Linked DNA regions of Homo sapiens: region 1 is linked to region 2. A link is a contact called in ENCODE Hi-C or POLR2A ChIA-PET data. All regions are on one chromosome and are shown on one strand. The core of a region is the stretch at or near the end of the contact, and the rest is flanking DNA. Distances in the headings are between cores, read along the strand shown.

Region 1 (3,101 bases), core at 429-2,928, 150 kb after region 2:
CCTCTTGACTGGTGACCACCACCCCTTCTTGTCACTGTCTCCCACCCACCCCATCTTTGCTGGGATTCCCATCAACTCTCAGAACTGTGTGGGGTTTCCCTGGGGCCTTGTGGAAGCCATGACTTCACAAAGACCCTACCTGTCAGTTCTTGTTTCTGGGGAGGAGGGATCACCTGCACTGAGAATGAGGCAGTTTGACACAGATCACAAAATAAAATCAAAGTCTTTTTGAATAGCCACTCTTGTGTCATCATTTGGTTATTGTCTTTGTGGAGCTACTAGGAAGGTTCTCATTGTCCTTCCTTGTGCTGGACAAGGGGTTTTTATGTGGAGGGCAGGTGAAACAGGAAGAGAACTGGCGACAGGTATACCTCTCCACTCATGAGCCATGGTAGTCCCTGCAGTGGGGACAACACTCAAGACTGTTGAGAGTAGTGGTTCTCGGGCCTAAGCAGGTCCTAGTCACCTAGAGAGCCTGATGAGCTGTGCACATTCCCAGGGCTGCCTGAGCTTTAGCCTTAGGGTTGCTAAGGAAGTTGCCTGGGAATTAGGAGCTGGAGGATCTTCATTTTTTTCAGATTTTTTGAGATGGAGTCTCACTGTTACCCAAGCTGGAGTGCAATGGCACAATCTTGGCTCACTGCAACCCCTGCCTCCTGGGTTCAAGCGATCCTCCTGCCTCAGTCTCCTGAGTAGCTACGTGAACGTGCCACCATCCCCAGCTAATTTTTGTATTTAGTAGAGATGGGGTTTCACCATGTTGGCCAGGCCAGTCTCAAACTCCTGAGCTCAAGTGATCTGCCTGCCTTGGCCTCCTAAAGTGCTGGGATTACAGGCATGAGCCACCGTACCTGACCAGGATCTTCATCTTTAACAAGTTCTGTAGGCAGCAGGGTCCTGGTACGGGTGACCTGCATCCCCTACCTTGAGCCCTGCCTATGGAGGAAGGACTGGCTTCTGAAGCTTTGGAGATAGCAATTGGTGTGCATGTGTGGTGGGTGAGAGCCTGGCTGACCACCACCCTCTTCTACAGTGTAACCTACAGTAGATTGCGTCATGAGAGTGTGTCCGCATCTGTAACGCCATGAAAGTCGTGAGGGTTAAAGGCATGGGCAGACAGCTTTGCACGGTGCTCAACAGCCACCATTTACTGTCATCATTGTGAATACCCAGAGGACAAATCATAAATACCAGTGAATGTTTACTGAGCACTTGCTGTGTGCTAAGTGTTTTCCTTGGGTTATCTCAGTAAAATTTTACAGCACCTAAAGTAGCTGCTGTTAAAGGCCTTTCTGACGGCCTTTCACGGTTGAGCCACAGAGATGTTGAGTAACTTGTCCAAGGTCACACAGCTACTAAGAGATGTACTTTTCCTATTCAGAGACCTAGGCAGGCTGGGAGTGGGAAAAGACAGAAACACTAAGGGAGTGGCTCAGTAAGAGGCAACAATTCCAGTGCCCACCAGGTGCCCCAAATGTTTCAGCATCATGGACAACTCTAGGGGGCTTGGGTTTCCACCCCAGAGACTTGCGCAGGGCAGACTCTACCAAGGTGTGGGTTGGAGTTGGGAGTCGGGGTGAGGTTCCCCGCTGGCTCCAGGCTGCTCCAATGGGGCGGGGGCCGCCCGCAGGGCCGGGCGGGGCTGTGCTGCCATCTGGAGCCGCTGCCGCCGGCGGCCACTGTCAGGGCGCGAGCGGCTGGAGCGCACGCAGGGCTGGAGCGAGTGCAGCCGCCGCCGCCGCCGACACCGCGGCACATGGGCCGGCCCCGCCGCTGCCGTCGCCCCTAGCCCCAGCAGCCCTGGTCTCGCAGCCTCCTGCGGCTCTGGTCGCCCGACCAGCCATGTCTCTCGGCGGAGCCTCCGAGCGCAGCGTCCCGGCCACCAAGATTGAAATTACCGTGTCCTGCCGGTGAGCGGGCCGCGCTGGGGAGGGCTTAGGCACTGGCACTGCCCCAGCCCCAGCCAGCCGCGGGGCTCAGCCTGGGCAGGGGCTAGACCCCCGGGGAGAGGCGAAATTGGCTGGAAAATCACAGCTGATGACAGGGCGAGTAGCTGGTGGGATCGAGAAGCGGGGGGTCTTGGGCAGCCCCACCCCGAAAAAAGGGCTCAGCCTGCGGGTTCAGGGGGTGGGTCGCAGATATCCGGTAGGAGCTCGGCCCCAGGAGGACAAAGTTCTGGGGCGAGCCCTCTTTCCTGGGCCCTTGGAGACAGTGTGGGTGCGTTCGCGTCCAGTCCGCAGAGCCATGGTTCCTGGACAGCGATTTCCGGTGCTGTCCAGAGTGCTGACAGAGCGGACCCCGGCTGGGGGTAGCCATGGGGGACAGAGGTTCGATGCGGGCCCCATGCCTCTCCTCAGTGCCCGGCTCAGAGCCGACTCGAGGCGGGCGGACTCCAGGATGATCCACTCTGTCTGTCTGTTGCTTTTCTCTAGGAACCTGCTAGACCTTGATACCTTCTCCAAGTCCGACCCCAGTAGGCGGCTCCAGGACCGGGAGGGGGAACTTGGGGTCTGGGCGCGACTCAGGGGCGGGTGGAGTCGGGGCCAGGGGTGGGAGCCGACCTGACGTCCTTCCCTCCCCGCCCCCACCTGCAGTGGTGGTGCTTTACACGCAGAGCCGGGCCAGCCAGGAGTGGCGGGAGGTGAGTCCCAGAGCCCCCTCCCGGCCCAGGGCGTCGCCCGGGAATTCCCCTGCCCGTCTGCACGTCCCACGCTGACCCTCCACCCCCCTACCCAGTTCGGACGGACCGAGGTGATTGATAACACGCTGAACCCAGACTTCGTGCGCAAATTCGTCCTCGACTATTTCTTTGAGGAAAAGCAAAATCTGCGCTTCGATGTGTGAGGCCCCGCCTGGAATTCTGGCTTGGCCCGCCCCCGACCTGGATCCGCCCGGAATTCTGGCTGGCCCCACCCCCGCCTCGCCTCCGGCCTGGTTCTTCTCGCAGGCCTCCCTCCCATTCTGAATGGCCCCCTCTAGCCTGAGCCCTGCCCTTTTATGAGATGCGGTCCAGTTCCGTCCCCCGCTCTGGCCCCGCCCACAACTCTGCTCCTATCGCAGCTCCACCTCAGGCCCGACCCCTTCCACACAACCCTGCCCCC
Region 2 (2,708 bases), core at 37-2,536:
GCCCACCCAGTAGGGCTGGATGAAGACCACCACGTTGATGATGGCGAAGCAGATGGTGAAGATGGCCCACAGCACGCCGATGGCCCGCGAGTTCCGCATGTAGTGCTCGTGGTAGAGCTTGGAGGCCTCCTGCGAGGGCAGCATGGTGCCCGGAGGCGGGGCCGGCGGCGGCGGCGGCTGGCGGGGGCCGCCGGCCCGGGACGGAGCGCCGGGCTGCCGGGCGGGAGCTGGGGACGCACGCGAGAAGCGGCCCTGAGTCAAGGAACCCGCGAGGGCGGGGCCTGGGGCAGAGCTGGGGGCGTCTGGGAGCTGCTAAGGGAGAGAGGAAGGGGTCATGAGAGTGTTGAGGCCGTGTCTAGGGGGACTGGCAAAGGTCTCCTACTGGGGGGCCTAGGAGGGGGCCATGAGAAAGTTGGGGGGCGCCTAGGATGGGGATATGAGACCTGGAAGTGCGGGGGGAGGTGCTTGAAAGTGGCCATGGGGGAGTTGGGGAGGGGGTTTGAGAGCTGGTATTACGGGAGTAGGAGGGGACAAGGGGAGGTGGAATGGAGGCTGGAGACTGGTGTTGGAGGACTAGCAGAGGGGCTGAATTTAGGGAGCTCAGAAGGGAATTTGGGGACTGGTATTAAGGGGTAGAAGGAGGTCTGGTATTGGGTGTCTAGCAAGGGACTATGAGGCGGTGGTGGGCGCTTCTAGGATGGGGGAAGAGGGAATTTAAGAGGCTGGGACTGGGTGGTTGGGAAGGTAATATGGGGGCTGGGACGGGGAATGGGGGCTGGTATGAGGGTCTAAGAGGGCAAAGTGGCAGAATTAGGATACAGCTAGAGCGGGATCGGGGGCTGGGACTGCTGGACACGGGGCGAGGAAGGGGGGGCTGTCCTCAGAAGCCAGGGCTGGAGGTAGGCTGGAGGGAGCCTAGGATTGGCGGGCCAGGGTTGGAGAGAGGGGGTTTCCAGGCCAAAGGAACGAAAGACCGGGGCCGGTGAGCAGCGGGGCCCGCGAGGAGCAGGCGGTGGGCAGGGGCTGTCCCCGGGGGGCTGGGGAGCGGCCGGGCCCGAGTAGGGCCGGGGTTGGGGGGGCGGCTGCCCCGCGCCCAGGCCGGACGCGCGCGAGGCTGCGGCCGCGGGGAAAGGGTGCGGGGAGACCAACCTGGGCACGGCCGGAGGCAGCGGATCCGGGACTGGCACGGCCTAGGCGCCGCGGCTCGGCGCTCCCAGCAGCGGCTGCCTCGGCCCAGGCGGCGGCCTCTGCGCGGCCTCCATCTTGCTCGGGTTCTCCCCGGGGCGCGCTCCCGCGCCGAGGCGCGCGCTCTCGTGCACCGGCGCGGCCCGGCGGAGGCGCGCTCCCGAGCGGGCGTGCGGGACGGGGCGGGGCGGAACCGGGGAAGGGTGCTCCTGGTTCTGGCAGTTGGGGGGAAGGGTGGCCACGATACCTGGGGTCCCCCAGCCGGGGCAGCAAGCACACCTCCACAGTAGGGCCCCCGATGTAGGGGACTCCCTTCTTCCAGCCTGAGCTAAGGGGCTGTGAGGCCCCACAAAGCCTATGGGAGTGGGGAAGGAGCTGGAGGGGGTATTATTTGACAGGATTTGAACGGATCTCTTACTCCCAATTACCTCCCCTGGAACCTATCACAGTGCCTGAAGTTGCACCATTACGCTTTCAGTCCTTTGGGTCTTGGAGGCGTTGAAGGTTCCCAGAGTCTCCTAGGAAACTGCCAACACCCCTGGGAGAGGGAACCCCTTAAACTGGTAGCAGCCCACGCCTGCGATGGGGATTCGTTGGCTGCCAGGGCAAGGAGCGAGGCCTGGGGAACCAGACCCGGAGTGAGTACTAGGGGACAGGAGAGAAAGGGGCTGGGACATTTTTGGTTTCCCTCCCTACACTCTCCCCTGCCCCCAGCTCAGCGCCTGGCATGAAGTAGGCACACCATAAAGATGTGTTAAGGAAAAAGCATCAAAGGCCAGGCACAGGGTTAGGTCACAGAACACCCCAGGCGCACCCCAAGGGGGAGCCGGCGTGGTTCATTTCTTTCCCTGCTGGAAAATAGCCTTTGGCTTAGGATCTGTCAAGATGATGTGGGTTTGAACCCAGACAAACTGAGTCTAAAACTGTCTCTGTGACCTTGCACTACCACTCTGTCTAAACCTCTGTTTCCTCATCTGTAAAGTGGGCAGCTTAAGTCACACTTCACAGGCATGTAAGTGGGGTGGGGTGGCAAAAAGCAATCCATGTTAGCAGGTCTCAAATACTGGACCCCATACACGGGTCAATCTCAAAATGTGTATCTGGAGCTGGGCACAGTGTCTTGTGCCTGTCATCCCAGCTACTAGGGAGGGTAAGGTGGGGGGACCATTTGAGGCCAGGAGTTCAAGGCTGCTGTGGGCTATGATCGTGCCACTGCACTCCAGCCTGCGCTACAGAGACAGACCTCGTCTCTAAAAGAAATTTCAACAAGAAATGCAATTTTATCTGCAAAAAAAAAAAAAAAAAAAAATCATGTAAGATTGCCAACTGTCTTTTTTCCAGTGGGGAAGTCGGACTGCTCTTTTTGTTTTGAGATTATGTATTTCCTACTTGCTTCTTGCAAAAAAAAAATTCACTTCTTTTAAGAAATAGTGGTGATAGTTAACGGGAGGTTTTTTAAATGTCTTTATTTGCCAAAATAAAAAGTAGATAGCCTATTTCAATCCCAAATTTTATTAAAGTTA

What was found. Hi-C counts contacts between places; a loop is a spot of excess contacts on that map. ChIA-PET counts read pairs that join two places held with the same protein, here RNA polymerase II (POLR2A). Pooled maps may share reads with other maps.
Region 1: a loop to region 2 is called in a map of chondrocyte, with 3 times the contacts of the local background. The contact joins the promoter of CPNE9 here to the promoter of LHFPL4 in region 2. A Hi-C loop is called at or near these places in 1 of 168 maps with a recorded cell type or tissue (chondrocyte) and 1 of 50 pooled maps. POLR2A ChIA-PET finds 5 or more read pairs at or near these places in 4 of 52 experiments (H1, HEK293, T-cell and 1 more).

What each region holds. Positions count from the first base shown.
Region 1 is chr3:9,702,155-9,705,255 of GRCh38, forward strand. CPNE9 (copine family member 9) reads left to right here and starts at 1,679. Exons shown (of 21, transcript NM_153635.3): 1 at 1,679-1,910; 2 at 2,433-2,473; 3 at 2,595-2,641; 4 at 2,737-2,840. The coding sequence starts at 1,843. It overlaps MTMR14 (myotubularin related protein 14), which reads left to right. Exons shown (of 19, transcript NM_001077525.3): 19 at 1-239. RefSeq lists an enhancer at 1,318-2,228.
Region 2 is chr3:9,552,536-9,555,243 of GRCh38, forward strand. LHFPL4 (LHFPL tetraspan subfamily member 4) reads right to left here and starts at 1,287. Exons shown (of 4, transcript NM_198560.3): 1 at 1,150-1,287; 2 at 1-312. The coding sequence starts at 144.